Regions from separate parts of the Homo sapiens genome. Here region 2 is linked to region 1. A link is a loop called in an ENCODE intact Hi-C map of the cell type or tissue named here. Cell type or tissue: pancreas. All regions are shown on one strand. Each heading gives the region's core, and the rest is flanking DNA. Links, peaks and the distances in the headings are about the cores only. Region 1 overlaps PARD6G (par-6 family cell polarity regulator gamma). Region 2 overlaps SLC66A2 (solute carrier family 66 member 2).

Region 1 (15,685 bases), core at 7,122-12,121:
GGGTTCAGGGTGCAGACCACGGCCGGCCCATCTCTTCAAGAGTTCAGGAAGAACCAGAGTCGCATGCACTTGCTGGCCCTCCTCCAAGTGGGGTGTCGGCCCGTTTCCTCCACGGAGCCACTGGCTCTTTTGCCCCCTGCCTATGAACGTGTTCATCTTTCAGCTTACACAGCCATTTGACAGTGGTAGACATTACTTAGCTCATCAACCTCCTGTCATTCAGAATTAGTTTATGAACCCATGGCATCAACCTCACCTGAGTGTCCTTGAGCTGCACCCCAGGCCCAGGGGTTCAGAACCTGCCTTTGTACAGGGTGGTCTGTGTGCCTGCTGCTGAGAGGTGCTGCACCATGAGGGGATACACTCCCTGCTGCTCAGAAATCCCCTGGGCGTTCATCTTAGGCCATGTTCCCATGGTCGTCCTCCCTACGTGGCTCAGAGCATCAGAGACGCTGGGGGAGGAAGAGAGGACAGGCCTGGGTACATCTCATGGCCCCAGCTCCACCCTCTGCAGCGCCTCCTCCCAGGACCCCAAGTCTGTCTGGAAACATGGTGGAGCGTTGCTGCTGCCTTGCCTGTCATGGGGGTTACACAAAAGACCTTCCCTGTCCAGGCCATTCCGGGGCCCTGAATCCCTGAGCCTGTGTCCCTGTCCCCAGGAGTACCTGCTCCAAGCTTGCTGCCCTGAGTGAGCTGCTGCATGAAGAGCCGTGCCCTGTCCTCAGCACTGCCCATGTGTTATCCTGCACACACATCCACACGCAACACTGCCCATGTGTTATCCTGCACACGGGTCCACACACAACACTGCCCATGTGTTATCCTGCAACACGTCCACACGCAACACTGCCCATGTGTTATCCGGCACACAGGTCCACACACAACACTGCCCACGTGTTATCCTGCACACACGTCCACACGCAACATGATGCTCTCAGGCAGGAACCACAACAGAGGACCCACAGCAGGGATGTGACCTGTGAGGCCCAATGGGTGTCACTTGTAATTGTGAACTGTCACTGTTTTGATTGGCCATTGTCTTGCCCTGAAAAGTGGTAATTATTCCATACGGTGACACACGGAGCCCTGCACCTTTAGATGCGCTGAAACTCCCTTGGAGCACAGGGCCAAGGCCAGAGGGGTCAGCATGGGATGTTAGGGTCTGGCCAGCACGACTGAGATCAAAGGGGGCTCTGGTTTGTTGGATCCTCAAGTGTTTGCAGTTGTGGGGCCCCAAAAGAGGTGGCTGTGGTGTGGAGAAGGGGCCCTGAAGGGACTTCTGTGAGAACAGCCCCCTTATGGTCGGGGGAGGACCAGACCTTCCTGGTCTGCAGGGAGGGCTATGCACTCCCCTGAAGTTCCCCGGGAAGGTGGACATGGGGAGTGAGGACCCTGTGGACTGTCTCGTGCTCTGAGGATGTAAGGAGCCAGGACAGGATGAAAGGGGCACGTACCTCCCCTGCTTGTCTGACGCTCTCTACAGAGGACATTTACCAGAAACTTGAAAATGCTGCTGTAAAAAAGCTGCCACGGAGCTGTTGTGTTTGGGGCAACTAGATCTGACCATGGAGGAGGCTGTAACTGATCGCTTTCAATGAACTTGACGCCTTTAAATTCTAAGGGAGGTGGAGATTTTCCACTGAGACAAGGCGTCCTGATGCCCCCATGACCGAGGGTCACACCAGCAGTGTCTGCCATGGCACACGTGCCCCAGACTGTGTCGCCTGCTTAGCAGAATGCAGTGGGGCTGCTGAGAGAGACACTTGCAGCCCTGCATCTGGGCCTTTGTTCTGCTTGGGGTGCGGCAGAGAGGAGGAACACACTCATGATTGGGGTGGTGTGCTGTGTTGGTGCCGACCTGACCATACGGTGTCCATGAGCTGAGGCTGTGTGCCGCTGACATGACTGCCTTCATCTCAGAAGGAAAAATACAAGGGAACAGTCACATTTGTTTACAGGTCCAAATGGTGACAAAGTGGTAGCTATGTTAGGAAATAAGCGGAAATGATAATTTTTTTTTTTGAGATGGAGTTTTGCTCTTCTTGCCCAGGCTGGAGTGCAATGGCACGATCTCAGCTCACTGCAGCCTCCGCTGTCTGGAAGCGATTCTGCTGCCTCAGTCTCCCTACTAGCTGGGATTACAGGTGGATGCCACAACGCCCAGCTAATTTTTGTATTTTTAATAGAGACAGGGTTTCACCATGTTGGTCAGGCTGGTTTTGAACTCCTGACCTCAGGTGATCCACCCACCTTGGCCTTCCAAAGTGCTGGGATTACAGGTGTGAGCCAGCGCACCCAGTGGAAATGATAAATTATGTTTTCTGGCAACTTCCTGGAGGTTAACAGTTCAACACCATGTTTTTTCAAAACAAACCTTTACTAAAATTTTAGAGGCAAAGACATATCCATTGCGGGAAGTCAGGGACCCTGAATGGAGGGACTGGCTGGAGCCACAGCAGAGGAACATAAATTGTGAAGATTTCATGGACATTTATCAGTTCCCAAATAATACTTTTATAATTTCTTATGCCTGTCTTTAATCTCTTAATCCTGTTATCTTCGTAAGCTGAGGATATACGTCACCTCAGGACCACTGTGATAATTTTGTTAACTGTACAAATTGTAAAACATGTGTTTGAACAATATGAAATCAGTGCACCTTGAAAAAGAACAGAATAACAGTGATTTTTAGGGAACAAGGGAAGACAACCATAAGGTCTGTCTGCAGGGTCAGGCAAAAAGAGCCATATTTTTCTTCTTGCAGAGAGCCTATAAATGGACATGGAAGTAGGAGAGAGATCACTAAATTCTTTTCTTAGCAAGGAATATTAATATTAATACCCTGGGAAAGGAATGCATTCCTAGGGGAGGTCTATAAATGGCCACTCTGGGAATGTCTGTCTTATGTGATTGAGATAAGGACTGAGATACGCCCTGGTCTCCTGCAGAACCTTCAGGCTTACTAGGGTGGGGAGAAACTCTGCCCTGGTAAATTTGTGGTCAGACCGGTTCTCTGCTCTCGAACCCTGTTTTCTGTTGTTGAAGATGTTTATCAAGACAATATGTGCACTGCTGAACATAGACCCTTATCAGTGGTTCTGCTTTTGCCCTTTGCCTTGTGTTTGTTGGATGCTTATCAGTGGTTCCGCTTTTTCCTTTTGTCCTGTTCCCTCAGAAGCATGTGATCTTTGTTAGACCGTTATTAGTACGTCTGCTTTTTGCCTTTTGAAGCATGTGATCTTTGTACCCACTCCCTGTTTTACACCCCCTCCCGTTTTGACACCCTTAATAAAAAACCTGCTGGTTTGAGGCTCAGGTGGGCATCACGGACCTACCGATAGGTGATGTCATCCCTGGTGGCCCAGCTGTAAAATTCCTCTCTTTGTACTCTTTCTCTTGCTCAGCTGGCTGACATTTATGGAAAATAGAACCTACGTTGAAATATTGGGGGCAGGTTCCCCCATTACATATCTTCAAAAGGTTTAATTTGAGGTTGGCTAGGATTATATTTTACATTATTGTTAGGTGGGTAAACAAGGCTCCCCTCTGCTCAAGTCCTTGAAGGCCCAGGACCCCCCAGTTTCATCCTCTTACTATGGGCATGACATTCAGTTGTGACGTGAAGAGCAGTGTGGACCCGGTGGAAACACCCAACCATGAAAGTTAAAAGCTGGAGCCTTTTAGACACATGGAGAGCACATCACAGAGGCAACGCCCCTCACAGGTTGGAGGGTTTGGAGTGCAGGGGAGGGATTTGCAGTAGTTGGGACTTGGCCAGGAGGAGGGGCTGTTAGGATGGCCCCTAAGTGTTTTGAGGGAGGAGAGGCCCACTCAAGACTGTGGGGCCCATGGACAAAATACAAAGGCCAGGTCCTCACTCCCTGCTTAGTCTCTCTGGCACCAGAGCCAGGGGCTGTTGGGCACCCATTCTAGCCTTGAGGAGGTGAGGGTCCAGGCTCTGTGTGTGGGGTGCAGCAGGTGGGGTAGTTATTGTCCACACGTGTTCCGTCCTTTTAGGCTGCCTCTTTCTGATCTTTGTACAGACAGAGCAGACTTTTGATGGGGCTTTTTGGTCTATGCCTGTTGGTGCATCCAGGTTGCTGGTGCCTTCAGCTCCAAGTCTGGGATGACAAGGCTAAAAGAAAACCCAAGGAGCTGCTGCCATGTTGCTTCTCCGGTCCTGAGGCCCCAGCTAGTGCGACTTCTCTCCTGCGTCATCTTATATTTGTTGTTTTGTATGTAACATCCAGGGTTTTTGTTGAACTTAGGAGGGATGGGAAGAACTACATGACTTCTGGGAAGCAGAGGTCCACACACTTGCTTTTATTGGTGCAGGGAACCCTGGTCTACCTAAGTGATTTATAAGCCCCTTACGAGGAGGGGCCCGGCCCGCTGTGCCCTTCTCTGTATCCTACAGTTCTGGGCTTGAGCCTCAATCCAGTCCACCGTGCACCACGGCCAGAGCACTTGCTGCCCTGTGGGGATGGCCGAGATGCTTCCACCTGGCCCTTGTGACGCAGACAGGTTTGTGGTTTTGGTGGAAGGGAATGCACCATGCGGAACAGGGGTGGGGCTCCCGGGATGGGTGGCTGTGAACTGGGACTTGAAGACAAGCGGCTCTCAGAGGGAGGTGAAATTGAACCTCAAACTCTGTGAGTCAGTGGTAGAGAGAAAGAGGATGCTTGGAACAGTAGGTGTCACCTCTCCCGGGCCAAGCCTCACTGTACTCTGCCCGTGTGTGGGACAGGCGGCCAGGCTGTTTCACACATGGACACACACCATTTCTTACTCCCCTACCCTCAGCATCTCAGGCCTCACCTGCCCTGCATAAAACCTTAGTCTCTTCTCCTGGGCCCTGCTGCTCGTGGCTCTGAGCACAGGGCCTGAGCATAGGGCCTGTCCTCAAGGAGGAGCATGTGGATGGCCACCTGCACCACAATGTTCTTGCAGGCATGAGTTTGCCAGAGGGGTTGCCTTCTTGAAAGTGCATAGATTTGTCATCCAAGGAGACCCCTTGGGAAGAGCCCGTATCATGGAAAGCAGGCAGAGCACTGTGCCTCGGACACTGCCACACTTCCATCTGCGGCCCCATGGATCCACAGTCCCTCCCACTTAGAATGAGCAATCATGAGGCAGATGCCTTCAGTGAGGTTTAGCTTTTAGTCCAGGGAGAGCCCACTCTGTCCCAGGCCCTTGGTTAGTCCAAACCTGCGGCAGCAGCCAGACCAGATGGACTCTACAGGTAGTCTCTCCTCATCACGGGAAGAGGAGCTCTGTGCCACTCACCCTCCGGCGTCTTCTCTTGAACTTTGTGTTGTTGATCCCCACACCCCGGGCAGCATAACTGCCACCTCCCCAGATGCCCCCGCACTGTTCCTATCATATCCTGTGCACATCCAGTCTCACGGTGTTCTCCATGTAGCTGTATGTAAAATTCAGTCTGTATCTCTCCCACTCGCTTCATGGCTACTTCAGGGCAGGGACTTTATCCACTCACCTGTATCCCTGAAGTCACTGAGTAAGGATTTGCAGTGTCTATGAGGTGCAGAGAGGCCGGGTGCTGGCCAGGAACCAAGATCCCATTTCTATAAAACAAGCACAACCATAGCCACATGTACGTGTGAGTGTGCAAGAAAGGACTTGACAGACATGCACACCCAGCCCCGGTGGTCACAGCTGGGAAGAAGTATTACAAGTGTCATTTTATTTTTTTATTTTTGTGGGTACATATTAGGTATATATATTTATGGGTTACATGAGATTTTGATACAGGCATACAATGCATAATAATCACGTCAGGGTAAACAGGGTTTACAGGTATAGTTTTTAAAAGTCATCTTATTTCAAAAGTCCTTCCAGACCTTACTGTGTCAGTGGGTAATAAATTATGCTGATAACTGATGACGGATGGGTTCCGTCACTGAGCAGCATGTGTTGAGTGCTGGCCAGGATGCCAGCTCCCAGGAAGACAGTCCTCATGCTGGGGCATCCCGGCTCCAGGGTGCATTAACCCTGCTGCCTGGAGCATGTGCCAGAGCCTGTGCTAGGGCCTTCTCGTTGTCTAGGCAGCCATGGGCTCTGCTGGGTTGAGAGATGTGATGCCTGAGCATTGGCCTCCTCTCCAAGCTGCCTGAATGTTGCCTCCATGGTGGAAGTAATTTGTCTTCGAGTCCTTTCCAGAACTGTCAACCAGCATTCCCCATCTCCAAAGCAAGTCATAATGGGCCCTGCCTGCTCACTGAAATGCAGAAGCCAGACTGACCCCTGGAGCCTGGAGGTCTCTGCTCTGAGGAGCGCCTGTTTATGGCATTGCTTCTGCCTGGGCTCCCGGTCCTACTGGCTTTCACTGGCAAAGCAAAGATGTGAGCCTCCCCAGCCCAAAGAGCAGGCTGCTGTGGATGCCACCAACTCCACAGGACCAAGCCTCACAGAGCAAGCCCTTCCCTCTGCTCCCCGAGACGCCTGTCTTACAGAGTCGTGTGTGTCAAGAACAAGAGGTTTCATATAAAAATTAATGAAACAAGATTTTTTTTCTGACATGAGGAAAATGCATTATTCAGAGTTTCCAAATGCCACCAGTCTCTTCACTTAAAATTTTTACTTTAGACTAAGCTCCTTACGTTTCTGCTTGATTAATTCAGTGGACTTTCATTTTATTTTGCAGTAGCCCAACTTTAGGGTAAAGTTTACACACTGCCACAAATGTGTCATGCCACAGGCTGGCAGGTGTGGGCAGGCGGATCCCACAGGGTCCCTGGGAGACCTGAGGAAGAGAGCTGCACAGCCCCCATGGGAGGCTGGGCATATTGGTGAGCCTTGAGGCTCCATGTGCCTACAAATAGCACTGACTGTGCGGGACCTCACAGAAGGGAAGCAGCCATCCTCTGATCCCACTCCTTCCTCTACTCATCTCCCCTCATCAGCTGCTAACCAAAAACGCAGGGAAATGCTCACACGCCCGACTGAGTGACACATTCAGGGGCCTTGAATGCTGGCTAGAAGACACTGTGGTGGGGCTTGCGCATAGAAAAGAAGAAAGCAGGAAAGGTCTCTCTTAGTTGTAATTAACCTTAGAAAAAAACGAGCCTCCGTCTTACAGTTGAGAGAAGGAAATATGGGAGAATGGGCAAAGCTTAAGAAGTCCCCAGTCCAGCCTGCTGCCTCCCAGAAGGCTGAGGCACTCGCCAGCCCTCCAAGCCCTAAACCCTCCACTGCCATTGATTCTCTCTGCTGCAGCTGCCTGCTAGCACCTTTTAATCTCTGAGTTCTTTGGTTTGGTGCCTGTGGAGCTGTAAGGAGAGTGCTAGAGAGTTAATTTTAGGGGCTGCACTTGAGCTTGCCTGATTTCAGCTCAGCCTGCAGGTCTGGAATGCTCCTGTGCACCCTGGGTGCTTCGGCGTCACGCAGATGGAACAGCAGTGCCAGGTGTATGACGGCCGAGGGCTCAGGCGGGGCTCGGTTGTGTGTCCCCTCTAACTGTCCCCTCTCCCGCAGAGGAGGCCGAGCGTGGCAGCCTCGGCGCGGGCTCGCTGTGCAGGCGGAGGCGGGCGCTGGGCGCGCTGCGTGATGAAGGACCCCGGCGGCGTGCACACCTGGACATCGGCCTCCCGCGCGACTTCCGCCCCGTATCATCCATCATCGATGTGGACCTGGTCCCCGAGACGCACCGGCGAGTGCGGCTGCACCGGCACGGCTGCGAGAAGCCGCTGGGCTTCTACATCCGCGATGGCGCCAGCGTGCGCGTGACCCCGCACGGGCTGGAGAAGGTGCCCGGCATCTTCATCTCGCGCATGGTACCCGGGGGCCTGGCGGAGAGCACCGGGCTGCTGGCTGTGAATGACGAGGTCCTGGAGGTGAACGGCATTGAGGTGGCCGGGAAGACGCTGGACCAGGTCACGGACATGATGATCGCCAACAGCCACAACCTCATCGTCACCGTCAAGCCCGCCAACCAGCGCAACAACGTGGTGCGCGGCGGCCGCGCGTTGGGCAGCTCGGGACCGCCCTCGGACGGCACCGCGGGCTTCGTGGGTCCCCCCGCCCCGCGCGTCCTGCAGAACTTCCACCCCGACGAGGCGGAGAGCGATGAGGACAACGACGTCGTCATCGAGGGCACACTGGAGCCTGCACGTCCCCCCCAGACCCCGGGCGCGCCCGCAGGCAGCCTCTCCCGGGTCAATGGCGCGGGCCTGGCGCAGCGGCTGCAGCGGGACCTGGCCCTGGACGGCGGCCTCCAGCGGCTGCTCAGCTCCCTGCGGGCCGACCCCCGTCACAGCCTGGCGCTGCCGCCAGGCGGCGTGGAGGAGCACGGGCCCGCGGTCACGCTCTAGACTCCCGAGAGGCCCCCAAATCCTAGCTCCAGTTCCCCGGTAAGGACAGGGACAGGACCTGCAGACTGCATCCGCTCATTTTTTGTTGTTTTTGTGACCACAAAAACAACGCTGCTCTTTGTTTCAACTTCCGGATATAAAAACACAAGTATTGCCTATTTTTATAGAATTTCGCCACAGAACTTAAAATGAACGCCTGTAGAGACACTCTATACCAGGCCTGAGTGCAGGTCTTGGCGCCTTTGCAAAGTGATAGAAAAGATCTGACCAAGTGCAAAAAAATGCTTTTTAAAATTTTTACAAATACTTTGTTTTTAAAGTGAAGCTTTAAAATTACTTTTTTAAAATAGTCAAATTCATGTTTTTAAGTAAGTTGGCCCATGCAACATATCTCAGCATTCTTGCTGTGCTCTCTGCTGACTTGCAGGCGAGGCCGACTGTGCTGATGTACGTGACAAGAGGCTGGTTTTTAATAACGAATGCAGCCAGGTGCAGTGGCTCACGTCTGTAATCCCAGCACTTTGGGAGGCCTACGTGGGCTGATCACGAGGTCAGGAGGTCGAGACCAGCATGGCCAACATGGTGAAACCCTGTCTCTACTAAAAATATAAAAATTAGCCAGGTGTGGTGGCAGGCGCCTGTAATCCCAGCTACCTTGGGAGGCTGAGGCAGGAGAATCGCTTGAACCCGGGAGGCAGAGGTTGCAGTGAGCTGAGATCGCACCACTGCACTCCAGCCTGGGTGACAGAGCAAGACTCTGTCTCGGGAAAAAAAAAAAATACACCCAAACCTGTCCATGTACAACCATGGAGATGAATTCCAGATTTTCACACTGTTCATAGTCATAATTCGGTTGGGACAGGAGAGCTCCCACCAGCACACTTATGGCACCCGCAGCTGTGGAATTGTTCCGGGGCTTTTTTTTGTTTGTTTTGAGACATAGTGTCTTGTTCTGTCATCCAAGCTGGAGGGATCTCAGCTCACTGCAACCTCCGCCTCCTGGGTTCAAGCAATTCTCCTGCCTCAGCCTCCCAAGGAGCTGGGACAGGCACATGCCACCATACCCAGCTAATTTTTGTATTTTTAGTAGAGATGGGATTTCACCACGTTGGTCAGGCTGGTCTTGAACTCCTGACCTCAGGTGATACGGTCCCCCCTCAGCCTCCAAAAATGCTAGGATTATAGACGTGAGCCACAGCACCAGACCAGGGGCTATTTTTGTGACCCACATAGGTGGCCCATTCAGCCTCAAGGGGAAATCCAGGGTAGGAAGCAGCAGCTCTGCTGGACTGGGCTCAGCAGTCCCATTTGGGATGTAAGCCTCTATTGCCTCTAAGATGACCCTTTTCCTGTGGGTTGACTGACTCTGAGGGCGATTTCGGAAATGTTTTCAGCAGAAATGAAGGATAAGCATCGCACATGTCCAGCAATGTCTTTGAGAATGCAGTCATTTGCACGTGAGTTCTCATCTTTGTTTTCTGAAACAGACGTTTCTTTTAGTAAGTCACAATACATGCTAATTTTCATTTCTAGAATGGTCACTGGCAGTTCTCACTTTTAACTATAAGAAGTCACGTGGAACTTAGTGATTTTTAACAAATACTAAATTCATCCTCACTTTATGTTGATCTTCCAGCAACGTTTATATATTTAGTAATTTTAAAAATTCCTATTTGATACAATTAAATTTTATATAATGTGTTTTGCTTGAATAAAATGTTACATTTATACTTTGAGAACTCTGACCAAATCTTTCATACAGATACAGGTAAAGAAATATTTTTCTAGGTTGTCGGAGCTGCGTACCTCCCGCTGCTTCTCCTTGTGGTCCAGCACCACCTGCTGGTCAGTGGCAGAACTGTCCTGACTTCGTGAACATGGAACTGCTAAGAGGGAAAACTGCATCTCAGCATTTTCATTTTTTCTGAATATTAAGTGAAAAGCAAGTTCTATTTTTAAGAAATAGCTTTTGCTGAGGAGTTGTGAATTCCTGCACCTGTGTTTGATGTTATTTGTATGCAATGGATTGCTGGCCCTTTGTTCCTAAGCAAGAGAAGACCAAAGATGCTTCCCCATGACCTCTCCGGTGAGGATCCGCACCCCCCGGACTTGCTCTCTGATGAAGGGCATGTCGTTCAGTGCCCCAGCAGTCAGAAGCAGTTTTTGTGGAACTAAAACTAATAATGTTACCCTCACAAAGGAAATGTTCTTTTACTAAGTTATTGCTGATTCTTGAATGTCTGTTATATAACTGGGTCGGCTATCAAGAAGGAAGGTTATATTTCTTATCACATTTTAAGTTGTTAAGCAAATGTGAGTTTTTTTTTAAGAAATGAGGCTTTCACTGAGATTTGTGTGCTATTCATAATTTTAGGAATTACTGCTTAGAACAGCTGCTTGGGTGTATTTTTCTACACAGGTCTGTACTTCTGCCACTTTCTCCTTTTAAAAAAACAAAACTATGCATATTATGTATTAAAGTTTTCTTGGTTTTATATATCAGAGAATAAAAACTTTTTTGACTTTTGAGTAAACAAAATGCATGAATATTTCACCTGTGTTCTAAGTGGAAGAGAATACCAGAGATAAAGTAATCCCTCAAAGAGAATGACAGATTTATCAAGTGCTTATCATGTACCATCTTTCACGGAATCCGCACATACTCTCTGAGGGACGCAGATGAGAAAATGGGCCCAAGCTCATCAGATAGACAGATGACAGTCCAGAACCCTCTCTCGAAGTCTTTTTGAAAAAGCTTTTCTGAATATTTATACAGCACACAGTCCTTCCTAAATGTGCCCTGGTTGGCACGGTTTTCATTAACACTGTCGTTCTGGCAGCCATCAAGAGTCAAATTACAATTACAAATTCAGTTACTCAGCAAATTACAGATGTGATCACATTGAGCACCAGCATCCTGGAAGCAGCACAGGTACCCTACTAGGAGCTTCACAAGTACTCGCCACCTGCTGAGTCCCCACAGCAACTCTGGACTGTCGGCAGCTGGACAGTTGACCCCCACAGTCTGATGAGGCAGGAGTCAAGTGCCAACACTGGGTACACTCTCCAAAACTAATGTCCGCTTTCAGCAGGATGAGATACGAGGCTTAAGTGTAAGCAGAGGCCACATGTGCCCCTGGCTGCCAGCCGGGTGTGGCCTCAGGCTTGGGTTTCCCTGACCTGATAGTCCACATCATATGGCAAATTTATTCACAATTTGGTGAGGGTATTTAATATTTTATGGTTTCACATAAAATGATCACAGCGAGTGAGAGTTTTGTGGCAAGGTGCAAAAGTATCTAAAAAATGCCATGATTGTTGTGAAATCTATATTAGCGAAAATCTAAATTTTCCAACAGAAGGACATGTAAGTTACCTGCACCTCTGTGGAATGTTTTTAAAGGATGCAAGTATGAACTAAGTGTGGTAGGGTCAACTTTTGATCCTTGCATTTTAAAAGTTGGCACTAGTATGAAGTTTTTTATGGCAGCACTAAAACTCACACGGTCTGAATAGTTTATTAAAATGGTGTAAGGCTGCACTAATGGCCAGTTCCCAAATGCACTAAGATACTTAATGTGTACCATTCCTACTGAAAGTATGAACCTACTTAGCTGATTTCCAGCTTGCCCATTTCTGGAAAGGTAAGCTGCTCAGCGTGAGCTCAAGGACCTCCTGTTTCAAACAAACCGGAGGGTGAACCCTCGTCCCCTCGAACAGCTTGTTTAAAGAGCACCTGCTGGTCAGGCACAGTGGTGCATACCTGTATTCCCAGCACTTTGGGAGGCCAAGGCGGGCAGATTGCCTGAAGTCAGGAGTTCGAGACCAGCCTGGCCAAGATGGCGAAACGCCAGCTCTACTAAAAATACAAAAAAATAGCTGGGCATGGTGGCGTGCACCTGTAATCCCAGCTACTCTGGAGGCTGGGGCAGGTGAATCGCTTGAACCCGGGAGGCTGAAGTTGCAGTTAGCCAAGATCACACCACTGCACTCCAGCCTGGGCAGCAGAGCAAACTCCATCTCAAAAAAACAAAACAAATAAAAGAGTGCCTGGATTACCCCAGAGGCTCTGATTTAAGGAACTTGGGTGGAGTTTGAGAATTTTCATTTCTAACAAGTTCCCAGTAGATGCTGATGCTGCTGGTGCAGGAATCACATTTGAGAACCATTGGCTAATCCCCCAAGCTTATAGGACTTGCCTATAAACTTGGACTTGATGACCGAGACCCTATCCAACAAGCACATAGGATTTCCCTCTAGGATGTTATGTGCTGGTATCAATATTGTAATTTCACATCAGGTAACCTGCAAAAGTATTTCCTAAGTGCACAAATACTATTTTTTGAATTATCTCCCACCACCACCATTCTGGCGCCACATCTATACACCTAGTCTTCTTAACGTTCTCCTTTATGCTTTGAACATCTCCTATTTATTCCTGAAGACACTCCAAATCAATATACAAATTCTTTTTTCCCTCTTACCTTTCCTCATTTATCTTGTGTTTTATTCTCCTTTATCCTCATGGGGAAAAAAAAAACAACTTGAGGGTATTGAGAATGTTTTCAATACTGAGCCATGTTCCCAAGGAGAGACATAACTCTATAACAGTAATAAAAAGCAAACATGATTCATCATTGATCTTGCAACCCAGAAAATGAGTGCCATTTTCCAAATTTGCTTTCCCAGGGAGCTTTGAAGATAAACACATTATTTCTTGACTTGAGTCCCCTTGCTCTCAAGACAAAGTGCCAGGCAAGAGCTCTTTTACAAGAATTGTACTTCCAGTAGACTGTCAGGTGAGCTATTAAGCAACATGGCCGTGATGACAGAAAAGTCTGTCTTACCACTTCAGAGCCAAATTACACACCCTATATGAAACCCATCTGAGGCCAGACTGCAGAGACCTAAACGTATAGATGAGAGGATCAGAGTATGGAACCTCCTTTCTCATAATAAGACTGCAGCATAAGAAGGGCACAGTGCCATGTGATGGGACTGCAGAATGCCAGATGTATGACAGGATCAGAATCCAAAATTGACTTCCACAAAGCCAGACCACAGGGAGCACCACACACGAATGAGGATAATATCCAAAATCAACTTCGAATTAATTAGACTCCAAAGACCAGCACACACTGATGAGAGAATCAGAGATGGAAAACCACCTCCACAGAACTGGGCCACAGAGATTACCAGTCATAAAAAGAGAACTGCACAGAACCAGACCGCAGAAGGCACCACATACATGGATGACAGGATCTGAGCCCCAAATCTACTTTCAGTAACTGGGCTGCAGATCCAGAACCAGGCCACAGAGGGCACCACACCAACTAATAAGAGTACCTGAGTCCCAAATCTACTTCTGTGTAATGGGTGGTAACAGGCAACAGGCGAAACACTGAAACCCCGACTTCATGCCCTCTGCTTGCCACGACGGTTTTGCATTTGTTTCCCATGCCAGCATAAGCTCTTTATTCAGAGGCTGTCATATTCTCTCTGATGTTCAGTTACTAACGATTACTAACGATCCTACTTAGTGTGGATGAGTAAACCAATGTTTCCTTGGAGTTTATGCTTCAGAAACAGGCAACAAACAAAAGATAACACATAATTCATTTATCAATAAATGACAAGAAAAACAGAGCCAGAAGGAGGATATTGTAAATTTTTACCATTTACCATTACTTTTCAGATGAGAAAATGAAGGCACACTAATATTTCTAATATCACACAAATACTTTTCAGAGCCATAATTTGCACCTGTATGTTCTGGCTTAACTGTTTTTCTCACCCCATCTATCAGTTTGTAGAAATGCAGGCTGGGTGCAGTGGTTCATGCCTGTAATCTTATCACTTTGGGAGGCCAAGGTGGATCTCTTGAGCTCAGGGGTTCAAGACCAGCCTGGGCAACACAGATCTTGTCTCTACAAAAAAATGTTTTTATAATTAGCCAAGTACATTCTCTTTGCCTAAAATAAAAAAAGTAGTCCCAGCTACTCAGGTGGCTGAGGTGGGAAGATCGCTTGATCCTAGGAGGTCAAGGCTGCAGTGAGTTATGACTGCACCACTGCACTCCAGCCTGGGTGACAGAGTGAGACCCTGTCTCAAAAAAATAAATAAATAAAAATGCAATGTTTATCCACACAGTCTGGCTAAGGAAAGACACCATCTACCACCTTTGGTTTATTCGGGAATGCATCTTCACTGTCTATTCTAGCCAGCAATAGGCAGACTCTGCCATCCAGTGTAAGTGACTTCATTCCTCGGTCAAACATTGGAATTAGGCCAGGCGCAGTGGCTTATGCCTGTAATCCCAGCACTTTGGGAGGCTGAGGCAGCTGGATCACCTGAGGTTGAGAGTTCGAGACCAGCCTGACCAACATGGAGAAACCCCGTCTCTACTAAAAATACAAAACTAGCCGGGCGTGGTGGCACATGCCTGTAATCCCAGCACTTTGGGAGGCCGAGGCGGGCGGATCACAAGGTCTGGAGATGGAGACCATCCTGGCTAACACAGTGAAACCCCGTCTCTACTAAAAATACAAAAAAAATTAGCTGGGCATGGTGGTGTGCGCCTGTAGTCCCAGCTACTCGGGAGGCTGAGGCAGGAGAATGGCATGAACCTGGGAGGTGGAGCTTGCAGTGAGCTGAGATCGCACCACTGCACTCCAGCCTGGGCAACAGAGCGACACTCCGTCTCAAAAAAACAAACAAAAATTTGGAATTAAAAGTCTGCTTATATGTAAAGGGTCACTCAAGTTACTGTTGAAAATATGGAAGGGAATATTCCCTGCTCAGCACCACTGACCCATAGAAAGACAATCAGTGAGAAACGGGCAATCCTTTCTCTGAGCATCCTGTTTCTTCACTTTCTTGGAATCATGATTTTTGTATTTGAAAGTATTTTGGACAAAGAATGTCTTAGGTGAATGCTACTACAATAGTAATCTAAGCAGAAATCTTACAGTCATCCTTACTAGTAACCATTTTTTTATTTGTATAAATCCGTGGGGTACTAGTTTTGGATACCCTATTCAGCATGCATACACTAACGATAGCTGATGATCTTAAAAAAAAAAAAAAAAAAAAGGTCCGTGCATAATTGGATATATGCACACAACGTGTGCTGGTCAAGTGAGGGCTTTTAGGGTATCATCACCCAAATAATATACATTGTACTCCTTAAGTTCTCATCACCCACCCACCTCCTACCCTCTCACCCTTCCAAGTCTCCAATGTCTGTCATTCCACTCTCTACATCCATGTGCACACATTTTTTAGCTACCACTCATGAGTGAGAACACATGATCTTTGTCTTTTGGGATCTGACCTGTTTAAGATACCGACCTCCA
Region 2 (15,685 bases), core at 4,749-9,748, 220 kb after region 1:
GGCAGAGAGACTCTTGAGGGGGCTGGTCCTGGATTATCCTGTGGTGTAACCTAATCTCAGGGGTCCTCAGACGTGAACAAGGGCCGCAGAGGAGATGGTCAGGTGCTGGAGCTGAGGGCCTGGCTCTCTGCCATGGGTCGGCCGTCGCTTTACAGGCAGCAGAGCCCCCGACCACGGGGAGCTGAGTTCTGCCTGTACTTGAATGGGTAGGAGACACAGCCTTGGTTTTAGTTCAGGAGACCACTGGGCCTCTGGCCTCCAGAATTAAGATAATCAGCCTGCATTGTGGCTGCCACGTTTGTGGTACCTTGTTATGGAGGCGATAGGAAGCTGGGGCACCCTTTCCTCAGGCCTGGAGTATTTGGGAAGCAGTCCAGGGCCGCCACGAGGGGTAGGGGGCCGGGCTCCTGGGGTCAGCCTGGGTGACCTGTGCCTGCCCTCCCCCGGGGAGGACTGAGAACCAAGCTGCATGACTCCTGGGCCCCAAATGACCTCAAGTGGGACATCCGCTCTTGAGCTCTGTGTCCTGGGGTGTAGCTGTGTGTGTTAAAGAATTCTCAAGATTTACCTCTGCAGCACTCTTAATATTGGAGTCCGGTTTGAGTTTATACATGTCCACGTCCCCTTGGTGGATGGGCCAGGCCTGTTCCTGCAGGGCGTCTTGATGAAAGGTGTGGGCTCATGTCCTCTCATCTGCCAGGAGAGGGGAGGGCAAGGCAGGAACATCACTGGAGTTCAGACTGAAAGCTCTGGCTTCTGGCCGCCCGATCGGTAGCTCCTGCAGCACAGCCCCATGCCAAGCAAGGTGGCCAGCCTTGTCTTCCTGTCAGCGGCGTCACCTTTAAGGGAAGGTTGTTGGCTCTGAACATGTTCTGTTTTTTTTTTTAAGCTTTTAAGTTCAGGTACATGTGCAGGTTTGTTATATAGGTAAATTGTTTGTCACGGGGGTTTAGTGTACAGATTATTTCTCTAACTCCTGAACTCCTGACCTCAAGTGATCCACCCACCTTGGCCTCCCGAAGTGCTGGCATTACGGGCGTGACCCACTGCGCCCGGCCAGTGTGCAGATTATTTCATCACCCAGGTATTAAGCCTAGTACCCACTGGTTATTTTTCCCGGTCCTCTCCCTCCTCCTGCTCTCCACCCCCCGACAGGCTCTAGTGGCTGTTGTTCCCCTCTGTGTGTCCATGTGTTCTCATCATTTAGCTCCCACTTACACGTGAGAACATGCGGCATTTGGTCTTCTGTTCCCGTGTTAGTTTGCTAAGGATGATGGCCTCCAGCTCCATCTGTGCTCCTCTAAAGGATACGATCTTGTTCTCTTTTATGGCTGCATAGTGTTCCGTGGTGTATACGTACCACATTTGCTTCATCCAGAAGAAAATCTAGATGATTTTCATTGATGGGCATTTAGGTTAATTCCAAGTCTTTGCTAGTGTGAATAGTGCTGCAGTGAACATATGTGTGCATGTGTCTATAGTAGAGCGATTTATATTCCTGGCGTTTATACCCAGTACCGGGATTGTTGGGTTGAATGGTATTTCTGGTCTTTGAGGAATCACCACACCATCTTCTGCAATGGTTGAGCTAATTTACACTCCCACCAACAGTATGTAAGTGTTCCTTTTTCTTCACAACCCCACCAGCATCTGTTATTTTTTTTTATTAATAGCCATTCCGACTGGTATGAGACGGCATCTCATTGTGGTTTTGATTTGCGTTTCTCTAATGATCAGTGATGTTGAGCTTTTTTTCATACGCTTGTTGGCCGCATGTATGTCTTCTTTTGAAAAGTGTTCATGTCCTTTGCCCACTTTTTAATGGGGTTATTCATTTTTTTCTTGTAAATTTAAGTTCCTTATAGTTGCTGGATATTAGACCTTTGTCAAATGCGTAGTTTGCAAAAATTTTCTCCCATCTGTAGGTTGTCTGTTTGCTCTGTTGATAGTTTCTTTTGCTATGCAGCAGCTCTTTAGTTTAATTAGATCCCCTTTGTCAATTATTGCTTTTGCCAAGTACATTCTTGAGCCTCACCCTGAGGGTGAGGACATGCCAAGGGGGATCATGGGCCTTGAGAGGCACAATTCTTGGCAGACCGATGAGGACATGAAAATAACTTATGAGGAAACGTTTGAATAGCTGCATTTCACTGTGCTCATGGATGGTCAGACGACCTAATGAAATAAAAGCGGAAATGTTTTCCAGCTATCTTTTATAGGGATTTTAAGTTTTGAAGGTCACAAATTCAGTTTGAAAGTTAATATAAAAGAAACATAAATGGTATTAAGAAAGAGTAGGTTACTTAAAAAATTAGATACATAATTTGTTGTCTGATTATAAAGAACAGTGCATGCTCATGGTAGACATTTGGGGAAGACAGAATATAAAGTAAAACAGCTTCTGGCCGGTCGCAGCGGCTCATGCCTGTAATCCCAGCACTTTGGGAGGCCGAGGTGGGCGGATCACGAGGTCGGGAGTTCGAGACCATCCTGGCCAACATGGTGAAACCCCGTCTCTACTAAAGATACAAAAAGTTAGCTGGGCGTGGTGGCGCATGCCTGTAATCCCAGCTACTCAGAAGGCTGAGGTGGGAGAATCACTTGAACCCTGGAGGTGGAGGTTGCAGTGAGCCAAGATTGGGCCATTGCATTCCAGCCTGGGCCACAGGGTGAGACTCCATCTTAAAAAACAAAACAAAGCAAAACAAAAAAACAGCCTCCACCCCACCCTCCAGAGGTGACTACTTTGAACCTCGTGGCATGCTTTCCAAGTCTCTTCCTTTTTTCTTCTACAGTCGCCTTTCACAAAATTGGCATAATTTTCAAAATTATGATCAGACTTTAAAAAGAAACCCTCATTCCACTGAGATGTTTTCCCAAGCCCTTTTTGCTGTGAGTCAGGGTCAGAGCCCCTCACTGGAGGGAGATGTCCCACAGGGCCCCGAGTGCCCAGCCTGAGGAAGGCAGGGCTGGCATCAGCACGGTGCAACCCCTGGGCGGAGCTGAGCCTCTTCGGCCAGGCCATGGCTGACTGCGGTTGGGAGTGAGTGCACACCTGTCTCTCGTGTGCTGGGTTATTTCTTTTTACCTTTCACTTTGCATTATGGAGAATTTCAAGCGTTTACCAAGTAGGTAGGGTGGCATAAAGTCCCGAGGGTGATTGGACCCACAGTTGCATTCAGGTCTCCTTCCTGCAGGTTTTTCTTTTTTCTTTCTTTCTTTTTTTTTTTTTTGAGACAGGGTCTCACTCTGTTGCCCAGGCTGGAGTGCAGTGGTGTTATCAAAGCTCATTATCACCTTGAATTCCTGGGTTCAAGCCAAGCGATCCTCCCACCTCAGCCTCCCAAAGCGTTGGGATTACAGGTGTGAGCCCCTGTGTCTGGCAGTATATACGATTTTGTTGTTTAAAAATCCGTGGGTTCTCCCTTAGCTCCTCTCAACTTTGCCCGTGGTCTGTATTGCGGCATCAGTGCCACCTGCATTTTTAACAAGATTGCTGAGTACTCCTGCAGGCTGAGTTTTGGGAAGCCCTGCAGTGGAGATGGCACTCCTGGTGTTTCCTCGTGTCTTTATGTCCCTGGGATGTGGACAAGGACAAGGTGTTCTGTCCTTGGCTCTTTCTGTGAAAGAGCATTTTAAAAAGATAGCGGACCCTGAGGCCCTATCGGATCCAGGTTTGGTTCTTGTGTTTCGCAGGATGGTTGCGTCGTTCCGTCGGAGGTGCGTGTGGTCAGCGGCCACTGTGGGGCTCATGCTGAGGCCGTCAGCTCATCAGGGGCTGCAGGATGTTTGTTGTCTGTTAGCTGGAGCCCCTCTGCAGAGAAATGGGCGGGTACCCATTGTTCAGCTATCCACAGGTGTAATTTATAAAGGAAATGCGGGTCTCTTTACCAGTTTTCAAAGTTGGTTCCCTAGCATCTTGCAATGATGAGTGCATGTTTCTGAGTCATTCTGAACATGTGAGTTGGACGTTTGGTGTGTTACTGGATTATTACGCTTGTTAATGCTCCAGTTCTTCCCTCTGGCCGGGGAGCCGCGTCAGATGCTGCTGGGCCCTTTCGACCCAGCATGAGGGGTCTCGCTTCTACACAGGATCCTGGTATAACAGGGTGCTCGTGTGGCGGCTACATCTCCTGCCCCAGACCTAGAATCCGTCGTTTCTCCAAGGAGCTCTGGTATCTGGGACACAGTGTTTGGAGACCACGGCCTAGGCATGTGTGAGGGTTGGCCTACAGGTTGATTTTTTGGCTTTTTCAGTGGATGGAGCTAGGGAGTTTTTTTTGGTGAGGTGAAATACTTCATGAGTGGACACCAATTCTTTCCATTTGACTTCAAACCTCCAGGCCTGGCTGTGTCGCTTAGCCTGAGCTCTGCCTCCCTTCTGCCCTCAAGGACCCCACAAATAATGGAATGTGGCATCCTCATGCCTCCCTTAGCCCTCTCTGTGCACGGCAGTCTGAGGGTCACCATGCCAGCGCCGGCCTCCCGGTTACTGAAAACGTTTGTTTTATTGGGGGTGGAGGTTTATATGCTCAGGATTGCACATCCTCAGGACACTTCCCGCTGGGAACGGAGGTCAGGTCGCTGCTGCATGATACGTCACCAGGAAACAAACGCACCTTGTCAGGGGTGCACCAGCAACTGGATACACGGGGTCATTTGTTTCATTTTAAATATTGCTTTTATAAAGTTTAACTTTGTTTTATCATGTACTTTTTTCCTTTTAAGTTCCTCTTAGGGGTTATTTGAGAAATAATTGTCTGTGGCTCAAAGTCAGGTGGTTGAATTTACTTGAAATTTGTCCCAAATCTCAACACTCAGTTCCAGGCTGGAGGCCAGGGAGAGGGAGTGGCTGCTGGTTAGTCAAGGGTTTCTTTTTGGGGTGCTGAAGATGTCCTGAAATTAGATAGTGATGGTGTTTGCACAACTGTGGATATCCTAAAAACCATTGAATTGTACACTTTAAACAGGTGAGTTAGTTATAATTCAAGAAAGCTGGAAAATGTGTTGTATGTAGGGGTCATGTGCCATCTTGCATGCATTTTCAGGGGTTTATTGAGATTCTTGGACGTCACATTAGGAATCCCTGTATCTGCCTGTGTACCTCCCATTGGGGGCTCGCCTGGGCCACTGTGATCATGTGCTCTTCCCTGGTCCCAGGCTGTCTGGCACCTCCCTGTCACTATCACCCCTGCACTCCCCATACACGCCGTACCGACAGGGTACAGTGCAAACCTTCCTTCATGTGCCAACAGCAGTGGTCTCCAGTCGTGACATGGACCAAAGTCCCAGGAAGCAGGTGATGGCCTCTGTGGCCCAGCCAGCCTCCTTCCTGCTGGCCATGTGGAACCATAACTTGTTGTGTCTCTCTTGTTCCAGTCTCTTTGGCTACTCCACAAGTTACCCCAAATCTTAGGACTTGGAAGGACAACAATTATTTTGCTTGTGAGTGCATTTTGGGCAGAGCTTGGCAAGAATAGCTGGTCTCTGCTGTCCTCAGGAGCATCTGGGGAGGCTCAAAGGCTAGGGCTGCAGCCCTTGAAGCTCATTCTCTTGCTTTTTCTCTCTCTCTCTCTCTCCCTCACTCGCTCTTTGGCATGGCTGGTGCTAGCCATCTATCTGCTGGGACCTCCACCCAGGCTCTGCTGGGACACCCACCAAGGCCTCCTCATGAGACCTGGGCTTCCTCACAACATGGCGGCCAGGTCCCAAGGGGGAGCTACCTGAGAAAGCAGGTGGAAGCTGTATCTTTTTTATGACCTAAGTCTTGGAAATCACAGCATTGCTTCTGTGGACTGGAGTGGTCACAAGCCCACCCATGATCAAGGGGAGAAGACACTGACACCACCTCCTGATGCCGAGTGTGGAGGAAAAGGAAAATGTTGCTGGGCCCTTTTTGGATCCTGAGTGCCTGGTCTGGAGGACGTGTTCAGCACAGATCTGTGGAAGTGTGTGACTGTTGAAAATGTTCCTGGCAGCTCTCTCAGCATCAGAACTCTGCATTCCATCCTACACAAACGTGGATCTGATCACACTGCTTTCCAGGCAAGGAGCCTCAGGTAGCTTGAGGCTGTGCCTAGGACACAGCCTGGTGTGGGATGTGACTCTGCAGCCTGAACCATGTCTTCTTCCCCAGCCTGCCGGCTGGCTGCCTCCCACCATTGCCTGTTCACAGTCACACCTGGATGTGAGAAGGGAAACAGTGTGGACTGAGCAGTCCTGCCTTGGGTGGTCCCTCCCTCCCACCCCTTGAGGATCTTGGTCTTTAGAAGAGGCGCCCGTGGAGAGGGATGTTGTCTAAATCAAAGCAACAGAGAGGACGAGCTGAGGGACCCATAGAATCCAAGAGGCAGTGCTGGGGGAGGCTGAGGGAGGAGAGAAGACTGCACTTTGTATGCTGCATTGGTTTATAAAACCCTCAAATTTGGTAGAGATATTGCAGTTCCTGCCTTGTGAGTGGAACAACACCCTAAGTCCAAGTAGCAGAGGGCAGAGGTCAGAGGTCACCTCGTATTTGCTTTTAGCTGTTCACTTGCAAAATTTCCATTTTAAGTCTACATTGCCTGGGGCAGGCAAACACAACCTTTGATCCTACTTCTGCTTTCTGATCCCAGGACTTATTTGAGTCTCTTGTTTATCAACTGTCTTCAATCCCAAACCCCATGGGGCTTCCCAGGAGCCACCTAGAGGCCACACTGTTTTCCAGGACCTTGGCTGCTGTCTTGTCCTGGGGCTGCGCAGATAGGAAGGTTGACTTATAACCTGTCATTGCCAGTGCTGGGCCCTGGAGGGTGCTGGGTCCCTGTCACATTGTCCCTGTGTCTGTGTCTGTGCAGAGGTGCTTGTCAAGTGCATGTGCGGAACCAGCTGTCCTTTTACAGCAGAGTGTACTCTGAAAACAGCTTTATCAGGCAGCCTTCTGAAGAGTTTTGACCTGGGGCAGCTATATTGCAGCCGCAGCTTGCATACAGATGAGTTTCTAGGAAAAGGGAAGCAGGATCTGCCTGGCTGCTTTCCATCAGCACAGCACGCTTGTGACGGGCTCCCATGCTGCCTTTCTCCCGAGAGATTAAATGGAAATGTGGTAACTTTCAATTTTTGGCTCAATTTTTCTCCCATTCTCCCCATTCACTTTTTTATGATATTGGAAGAGGTTAGGTTTGCAGAAAAATAGTTCAGAAAGTGGGTTTTCTAATGCACAAAAACCAAAATCTTGTGATCTTTCTATTCTGGTTTGTTTTTTTTTTTTTAAAGAAATGCAAAAAGTTCTGGGAACACAGCTGTTTACCCATGTTAAAACCAGTATGTTTCTGTCTTTTTCCCCTTTCTGTTTCTGTCTCCCTTTTTAACGTGTAGCTGCAGATAGCAAGGATGAAGAAGTCAAGGTTGCCCCCAGGCGGTCCTTCCTGGGTATGTACCCTGCGCGTGCACTGTCCGCAGCACGTTCCTTTTGCTTCATTCCTGCAGCTGTACTTCCTCCTGTTGTTGCTTCCATCTGTGCATGTGCGTGCGTCATCTTTACCAAGCGTGGCCGAGTCTACAGCAAACTAATCAACTCCTAGCTCTGCTGTTTTCAAGCATGAAGTAGTTACTAGAAGCCTGTCCATGCTCTTCTGTGTGTGGGGAGATGGGGGCGGGAAGGGGAAGCAGGAGGGAGACAGGAAGGGAGGAGAAAAATTTAGATGACAAATTTTGGACTTTGTTAAATTTATTCCAAAGTATTTTATCCTTTTTGATGCTATTGTAAATGGAATTGTTTTCTTAATTTCAGTTCTGCTGCTTCATTGCTACTTTATAGAAATGTAATTGATCATTGCATGTTGATCTTGTATCATGCAATTCTGCTGAACTGGTTTGTTCTAAGAGTTGTTTAGTAGATTCTCTATATATGATTCTGTCATTTGCAAATATAGTTTTAATTCTTCCTTACCAATGTAGTTGCTTTTATTTCTTTTTATTGCTTATCCTGGTTATAGGCGGTGAGAGTGGATGCACCTATCTTATTCTTCATTTTAGTGAGAAAGCATTCCATCTTTCATCACTAAGTAGATGTTAGTTAATGGATTTTCCATAGTTGCCCTTCATTAGGTTAAGGCAGTTCCCTTTTATTCGAGTTTGTTGGGTGTTTTTATAATAAAAGAGTTTGCCAAATGCTTTTCGTGTCTGTTGAGATGATCATGTGGGTTTTATTTTTTATTCTACTATGATGATGTACTACATTGATTGATTTTTGTGTGTTGAACCAACCTTGCATTCTTGGGATAAATCCATGTGGTCATGGTGTCTAACACTTTTTATCTGTTGCTGGATTTTATTTGCTAGTATTGTATTGGGGATTTTTTGTATCTGTATTCGTAAGACATGATGGTCTGTAGTTTTCTTGTGATGACTTTGTCTAGATTTAGTATTAGGATAATACTGGCCTTATAGAATAAGTTGGGAAATGTTCCCCTCCTTTTCTATCTTTTTAGAGTTTGCAAAGGGTTGACACTAATTTCTCTTTAAATATTTTTAGAGTTATCCAGTGAAGCCATCTGGGCTTGGGCTTTTCTTTGTGGGAAGTTTTAAAATTACGAATTCAATCTCTTGTTATAAGTCTATTCAGATTTTTTGTTTCTTTGTAAGTCAGTTTTGGTAGTTTGTATTGGAATTTTTCCATTTCACCCAAGTTATCTAATTTGTTGACATATAATTTTTCTTAGTATTCCCTTATAATCCTTTGTATTTCTGGAAAGTCATTAGTAATGGTTCCTCTTTTATTCCTGACTTTAGTAATTTGATCCCCTCCTTTCCTTTCTTTTTTTGGTCAGTCTAGCTAAAAATTTGTCAATTTTTTGTTCTGGTCAAATAACCAACTTTTTAAAAGGTGTTTCTTTTTCTTTTCTTTCTTTCTTTCTTTCTTTTTTTAACACAACACATCCACATTGCCTATCAGAGAACCAATTTTTGGTTTTGTTCATTTTCTTTATTGTTTTTCTATTCTGTGTTTTATTTCACTCCAATATTCTTTCATTCCTTATGCTTGCTTTGGTTTTAATTTACTCTTTTTCTTAAGGTGGAGGTTAGAACATTGATTTTTTTTCTTTCTTCCTTTTTAATGTAGTTATTGACAGCCATAATTTCTCTCTAAGCAGGTGCTTTACCTGCATCCTATACTTTGGTGTGTTGTGTTTTTGTTTTCATGCACCTAAAAGTATTTTAAAATTTACTCCAAGATTTCTTCTTTGACCCACTTATTAGGAATGTGTTAACTTCCACATATTTGTGAATATCCCAAAATGTCTTCTGTTATCGATTTCAAATTTATTTCCATTATAATTGTAGAATATACTCTGTATTATTCCAGTACTTTTATTTATTTATTTTTAATATTTGGAGACAGAATCTTGCTCTGTTGGCTGTGGTGTGATCTTGGCTCACTGCAACCTCTGCCTCCTGAGTTCAAGCAATTCCTGTGCCTCAGCCTCCCAAGTAGCTGGGACTATAGGTGTGTGCCACCGTCCCTGGCCAATTTTTTTTGTATTTTTTGTAGAGACAGGGTTTTCACCATGTTTACCAGGCTGGTCTCAAACTCCAGAGCTCAGGGCACCCACCCACCACAGCCTCCCAAAGAGCTAGGATTATAGGCATGAGCAACCACGCCCAGCCAGATTCCAGTACTTTTAAATAGAGGCACATCTTATGGCCTAGCATATGATCTGTCCTGGAGAATATTCAATGTGCATTTTGCTGTGGTTGGGTGAAGGTGGAGGGTTGTCTGTTAGGTCAAGTCTATGATTTATTGTTCTTCTGTGTAGTTGTTACGTCCATTACTAAATGTGGGTGTGGAAGTCTGTAACTATTTTTGAATTATCTTTTTCTCTTTTCACTTCTGTCAGTTTTTGTTTGATGTATTTTGGGGCACTGTTGTTTGTTAGGGACGTATATGCATATTTTCTCTTTTGACATCTGTGTCTTCTGACGTTAGTGTCATCACATGCATGTCTCCTGTGGTTGCCATTTGATATATTCTTTCCATTGTTTTACTTTTAACTTTTTTATGTCTTTGAATTTAAAATGAGTCTTCTGTATACATACGATGGATCTTTAAAAAAAATCCATTCTGGCAATTCTGCCCTTTGATTTGATTGTTTATTTCATTCACACTTAATGTTATAATATGTTCAGATTTACATCTGCTACTTTACTTTCTGGTTTCTGTATATCCTATGCCTTTTCCCCTTAGCTGTTGCTCCTTTACAGCTTTCTTTTGTATTAAGTAAATATTTTCTAATGTAACATTTTAATTTCTTTAAATAATGTTTTCTGAATTATTTTCTTAGTAGTTACTTGAAGGCTTACAATATTCATCTTAACTTATCAGAATCTACTTCAAATTTATACTAACTTAATTCCAGTGACAGGAACCTTACTCCTACATGGTTCGATTTCCTCCTCCCTTTTTAAATGGTATGATTATTATACATATTTTGTCTACATATATTACAACCTAACAATATATTTTTCTGATTGTTCCTTTATATACATTTTATGTCATTCAAGAACTTGAGAAAAGAAAGGAGAACAAACATATATTATGGAGTTATTATATTAACCTTATTTACCATTTGTGGTTCCTTTCATTTCTTTCTGAGACTGAGTTACCATCTACAGTCATTTTCTTTCTCTAATACAGTTTTGATCCCATCTCATTTGTGCTATTAATATTATTGTCAAATATATTACATTTCTTTATGTTAAAGGCCCCCAAACAATACAATGCATATTGTTTCATGCAGTTACTTTTTAAGTCAACTAAGAGAGGAAAGGAGAAGACATGTGACCGATATCATCTTTTATAATAACTTACATCATTGTCTTTACCTGTACTCTTTTTTTATGTGGATTTGAATTGCGTCTGATGTTTCTTGTTTTCAGCATGAAAAATTTGTTTTCTGTAAGGTCTGCCTACTAGCAACAGATTTTCTCAGTTCTTGTTTATCTGGGAATCTTTGTTTTCCCCTTATTTTTTAAAAAAAGTTTTACTAGATGTAAGAATCTTGGTTGATGATTTTTTTTTCTTTTCAGTGCTTTGAATATGTTATTCCACTGCCCTCTGGACTCCATTGTTTCTGATGAGAAGTCAGCTGTTAATCTTATTGGGGTTTCCTTGTAAGTGATAAATTATTTTTCTCTTGCTACTTTCAAGATTTTGTCTTTGTTTTTTGACATTCATCATTTAGACTGTGATGTGTCAGGGTGTGGATCTCTTTATCAGGTTTGCAATTTGTTGAGCTTCTTGGGTATGTGGATTAATATTTTCATCATATTTGGGAAGTTTTCAAAAGTCATTATCTCCTTGAATTTTTTTTTCTGCTCCCCTCTCTCCTCTCCACAATCTCACCCATTCTGCATGTGCCGGTGCCCTTTCCTGTCATCCCACCTTTCTCTGAGACTGTGTTCTTTTTTCTTAATTCTGTTTTCTGTTTGTTCTTTAGGTTGCATAGTCTTTATTGATATTTCTTTGAATTCACTGATTCTTCTGCCAGCTCAGTCTGTTGTTGAGCCCTTATAGTGAGTTTTAAAATTTTAGTTGTGCTTTGCAATGCCAGAATTTCCACTTGGTTCTTTTTTTTTAGAATTTCTGTCTCTTTATTGATAACCTCTATGTGATCAGTTGTTGTCATCATATTTTCTTTTAATTCTTTATGCATGGATCCCTTTAGTTATTTGAACATATTTATAATAGCTATTTTAAAGTCTTCTTCTACTGAGTCCAACACCTGTGCCTCTTCAAAAGCAGTTTGTGTCCTGCTTATTATTTTTTTCCTGTGTGAACCACACTTTTCTGTTTCTTTGTATAACTCATTTTGTTTTCTTGTTGCAAGCTGGACATTTTAGGTAAACTATAGTAGCAGCTGTGGATACAGATTCCCCCACTTGGGGGAAGGATGACTTACTGTTTGCTTGTTTGTTTTGTGATTTGGCTGGACTAGTGCAGTCTCTGGGCCTCTTCTCCCTCAGATGTGGTGGTTCTGGCTGGCTGTGACCCTCCCTGATCTTCCCGTTAAGCTTCTGGTGGTCAAACCAGCTGTTGGCCTCCACTCATTGATGGCTGCTGGCTGATTTGATGATGCCCTGGGGGATGTATTCCCCACAGCTGGGCAGGGTGGCCATTGGGGCCAGTGTTTGGTGGTGGTTCTGTTCCCAGGAGTGCTCCTCTTGGTTGTCCTTTCTGGTTCTGTTTGATAAACTTTGAGCTCATCATGGAGCTTCTAGCTCCTCTTAGTTGCTGGCTGCCGAGGTCTCTGTTGTTTTTGTTAGCATCCTTACACTTGAACTTGTACCTGCTCTAAGCAGGGAGTCCCTCTAGGGAGAGCTACGGAGCTCTCTATCCTGATACCGCCATCCCCAGGACAGAACCTCTGGTCCTCTGAGGGTGACAGCTCTGCTCTGAGTGCTGCATGGGAAGTGAGTTGTTGCCTCTGGTCTTCTTAGTTTGCCCCTGCTTGTGTGGAACCTCTCCCAGTGAGCAAGCTGAGGCAGGGACAAGGGATGCTCAGTGTCCTCTGCCCCTGCGCCATGGGTGGGGGCTGAGTGGAGGAAGGGAGCCTGGGCAGACAGGAGCTGAGCAGGCGATGAAGAGCTCGGGTGCCCGCCACTGCTGCAGTGGCACTGGGGGAGAGGGAGCCTGTCTTCTCGGTTGCCTGCTGGGAGTAGAGCTTTTGTCACATGGGGATGGGGAAGCAGGTTGTGGCCCAAGTGTCACGAAGTTGCTGTTCCTGCTGCCACTTAGGTGGTTTTCTTGGATAAGCGTTTCTCCATTCGCCGTGTGTCCCTAAGACACGTTAGGGACTTTAAGTGGGTGCTGTTTGTAATGTTCACCACTGGCAGTGATGTTGCTGGAGAGGGTCTGTGGAGAGCCTCACACTGCTGTTCTGGAAGAGCCTACTGCCTCTGTTGTTTCTGACCTGGCTGAAACCCTGATGGCTGGAAGCATGAAGAAGGTTTCAGGCTGGCAGAGCAACGCTCTTGAGTTTCTGTTCAATGGCTACATTGAGTAAACGCAGCAGCCAAGCATTCTCCATGGGGTGTGTCATGGAGGAACTCCTGGAACTGTCCTGAAGTCCTCTTTAGAAGTAGGTAGCCCAAAACTTTCATTTTAAAGTGACTTGGGGAAAACTGTTTATTCCAGTGCCATCTGGGCTGGGGCCTTTCTGGGCTGTTTCTGCTGTGTATGATGCTGTGTTTGTGTCCTGATTTCGGGCAGAAGCCGTTCAGGCTGGAGGGCCATGGCTCCCTTGGCCGCGGTGACAGCCCAGCCCCTCACCTCTCTCACCTGTCCACCGTTGGGTGCCCCACTGAGCAGACTCTGAGCAAATGAGGGGCCCGGAGATGTCAGTTAGGGTAAAGGGGGGAAAAGGCTCCTGAAGATGAGAGGAGGCTGAGAGCAGGCAAGGCCATTCTCCCAGGGCCTCCCTGGCTCTAGCTGAGGCGGCTGCAGGAATGTGTCTCAGCAGCTGTTAGGGCAGTGCGGCGGTGAGCGCTTGTCTGTCTGGGCAGCCTTGGGTTGGGACGCGGACACCTGTCTCGGCAGTTGCTTGATTTGTCCTTGCCGAGTGGGAGGGTGTTTGTTTCCCGGGGTCCTCTTTGGAAGCCGGCACGGCTGGCCCTCCCACTCTGGCCCTAGACGTGCTCAGTCCCCACTCAGCCTGTCCCACTCACTGGGGTTGGGGCGGGGGCTCTGTCACTCCCCGAGGGTCTCTGATGTGGGTCTCTCTGCGTCGTCCTCTGGCCCCAGCTGTGTCGTCTGCCTGTCCCTGTTGCCGCCTGCTGCACAGGTGGCAGGATTAGAGGGGTCAGCGAGGCCAGTGCCGGCCTCGAAGGCTAAGAAGGGCATTTATACTCATTCTGCAGCAGGTGGTGTGGCCGTCTTTGTTAAAATCCTTTTGCGTCCCTGATCCTTAGGATAAAGTAAAAGTCGGCCCTGGTGGCCTCGGGGGCCTCTTGTCTGTGCTCTCCTGACTGTAGCCTGTGCCCCTCAGGTCCCTCCAGATGAGCCCCTGTGTGCCTGCCCGGGGCTCTCCCGACTGTAGCCTGTGCCCCTCAGGTCCCTCCAGATGAGCCCCTGTGTGCCCGCCTGGGGTCCTGCTGAGCCCTGCCTGCAGCTCCGGGTCTGGGCAGTGCCTGTTTGTTCCCTCCCAGGTGGCCGGGCCGTTTCCAAGGACAGGCTCTGCCTGCTCAGCTGGAGTGGGGTGGAGAAGCAGACGCAGCAGGTAGGGCTGGGACCTGCCCTGAAGGGCAGCTTGCAGGAGGTCAGGTGAGCCTGGACCAGGGATTTGAAGGAAGTGAGAAGTTTTTTCGTTTTTTTGTTTTTTCCTGGAGAGTCGATTTGTATTTTTAAAAATACTGAAACAGTCACAGAGTTAAAGTGGGAGTATGATACAGTTTAGCTGCTGGGAATGGCCGTCACTCCAGGGAGCGCCAAAGTGCTTAAAAGAACAGTTTCTTTGCCAACACTTGTGGTCAGTAACCTGTAACAGAGCTACAACTAGGAAAATTAGAGTGGTGGTAGTCACTCATTTAAGAAGTCATTCAGGTAAGCAGCTGCACCGTCTGTACCCCTTAAGTAGCAAAGAAGCTGTTACAGTCTTCTGAAAACTATCACTGTGAGTGCTATAATTCTGAATGTAATGTTTCTTAATTAGAATTCATACAAGAATCATGAAAAAAAAAAAAGAGCAATTTCCTCCCCTGCAGAATGTCCCTGAGCAGTGTGGCCCAGGAGGCTCCGTAGCCTGGTGAAAGGCACCCTGTGGCTCTGGGGTGGAGCTTGGCGTTACCGAGATGCCATTCACGTCCTGCGAGCGCCCATCGAGTGTGCGATCTGTGGGTCCCGAGGGTGCCTGCAGGGGTCTGATGTGCCCAGGTTCTTGTTGCATGGCAGTTCTCCGTTCAGTGTTCGAAACCAGTGCTGTGATGCCCTCCAGCCATCCCAGTCCCAACAGGAAGCTCTCTGGCATTCTCTGTCCCTCTCATGTTTATTACTGGAAAGGGCTCCCCACCCAGACCCCAGGAAAGGACTCTTGGGTCTCGCACAAGAAAGAATTTGAGGTGAATCCATAAAGTGAAAGCAAGTTTATTAGGGAAGTAAAGGAATAAGAGAATGGCTACTTCATAGGCAGAGCAGCCCCAAGGGCTGCTGGTTGCCCATTTTTATGGTTATTTCTTGATGATATGCTAAACAAGGGGTGGATTATTCATGCCTCCCCTTTTTAGACCATATAGGGTAACTTCCTGATGTTGCCACAGCATCTGTAAACTGTCACGGTGCTGGTAGGAGTGTAGCAGTGAGGACGACCAGAGGTCACTCTTGTGGCCGTCTTGGTTTTGGTGGGTTTTGTCCGGCTTCTTTACTGCAAGCTGTTTTATCAGCAAGGTCTTTATGACCTGTATCTTGTGCCGACCTCCTGTCTCATCCTGTGATTAAGAATGCCTGACCGTCTGGGAACGCAGCTCAGAGGGCCTCAGCCTCATCTTAGCCAGCCTCTATTCACAATGGAGTTGCTCTTGCTCCAATGCCTTGGACACGTTGGCCATCAGATCCTCTTACACCAGGCTCTCTCATGTGCTCCTGTAGACATGAAAACACGACCTGATGAGAAATCGGATCTTCCTTACCCATTAGGAGACAGTCTCCTGGTGC

Evidence for each region. Hi-C counts contacts between places; a loop is a spot of excess contacts. Peaks named below come from ENCODE experiments on the same cell type or tissue, not always from the same donor. Only the 100,000 strongest peaks of a DNase experiment are listed, where the experiment ranks them.
Region 2: it touches region 1 in a loop (3-fold over the local background); 5 of 110 quality-filtered maps call a loop at or near these places.

Annotation. Positions count from the first base shown.
Region 1 is chr18:80,152,416-80,168,100 of GRCh38, reverse strand. PARD6G (par-6 family cell polarity regulator gamma) reads left to right here. Exons shown (of 3, transcript NM_032510.4): 3 at 7,495-10,869. The coding sequence ends at 8,330. All of the region lies in intron 1 of PARD6G-AS1 (PARD6G antisense RNA 1), which reads right to left. Among named protein-coding and RNA genes, the nearest start is that of PARD6G-AS1, 12 kb to the right of the region's middle. RefSeq lists a silencer at 8,282-8,351. In pancreas, for the core only: CTCF peaks have their summits at 8,275 and 10,175 (motif pointing left); DNase peaks (open chromatin) are centred at 7,910, 8,110 and 10,151; H3K4me3 peaks cover 328 bases.
Region 2 is chr18:79,925,694-79,941,378 of GRCh38, reverse strand. SLC66A2 (solute carrier family 66 member 2) reads left to right here. Exons shown (of 6, transcript NM_025078.5): 4 at 7,357-7,410. Among named protein-coding and RNA genes, the nearest start is that of SLC66A2, 18 kb to the left of the region's middle. In pancreas, for the core only: a CTCF peak has its summit at 7,400 (motif pointing left); a DNase peak (open chromatin) is centred at 7,418; H3K27ac peaks cover 1,265 bases.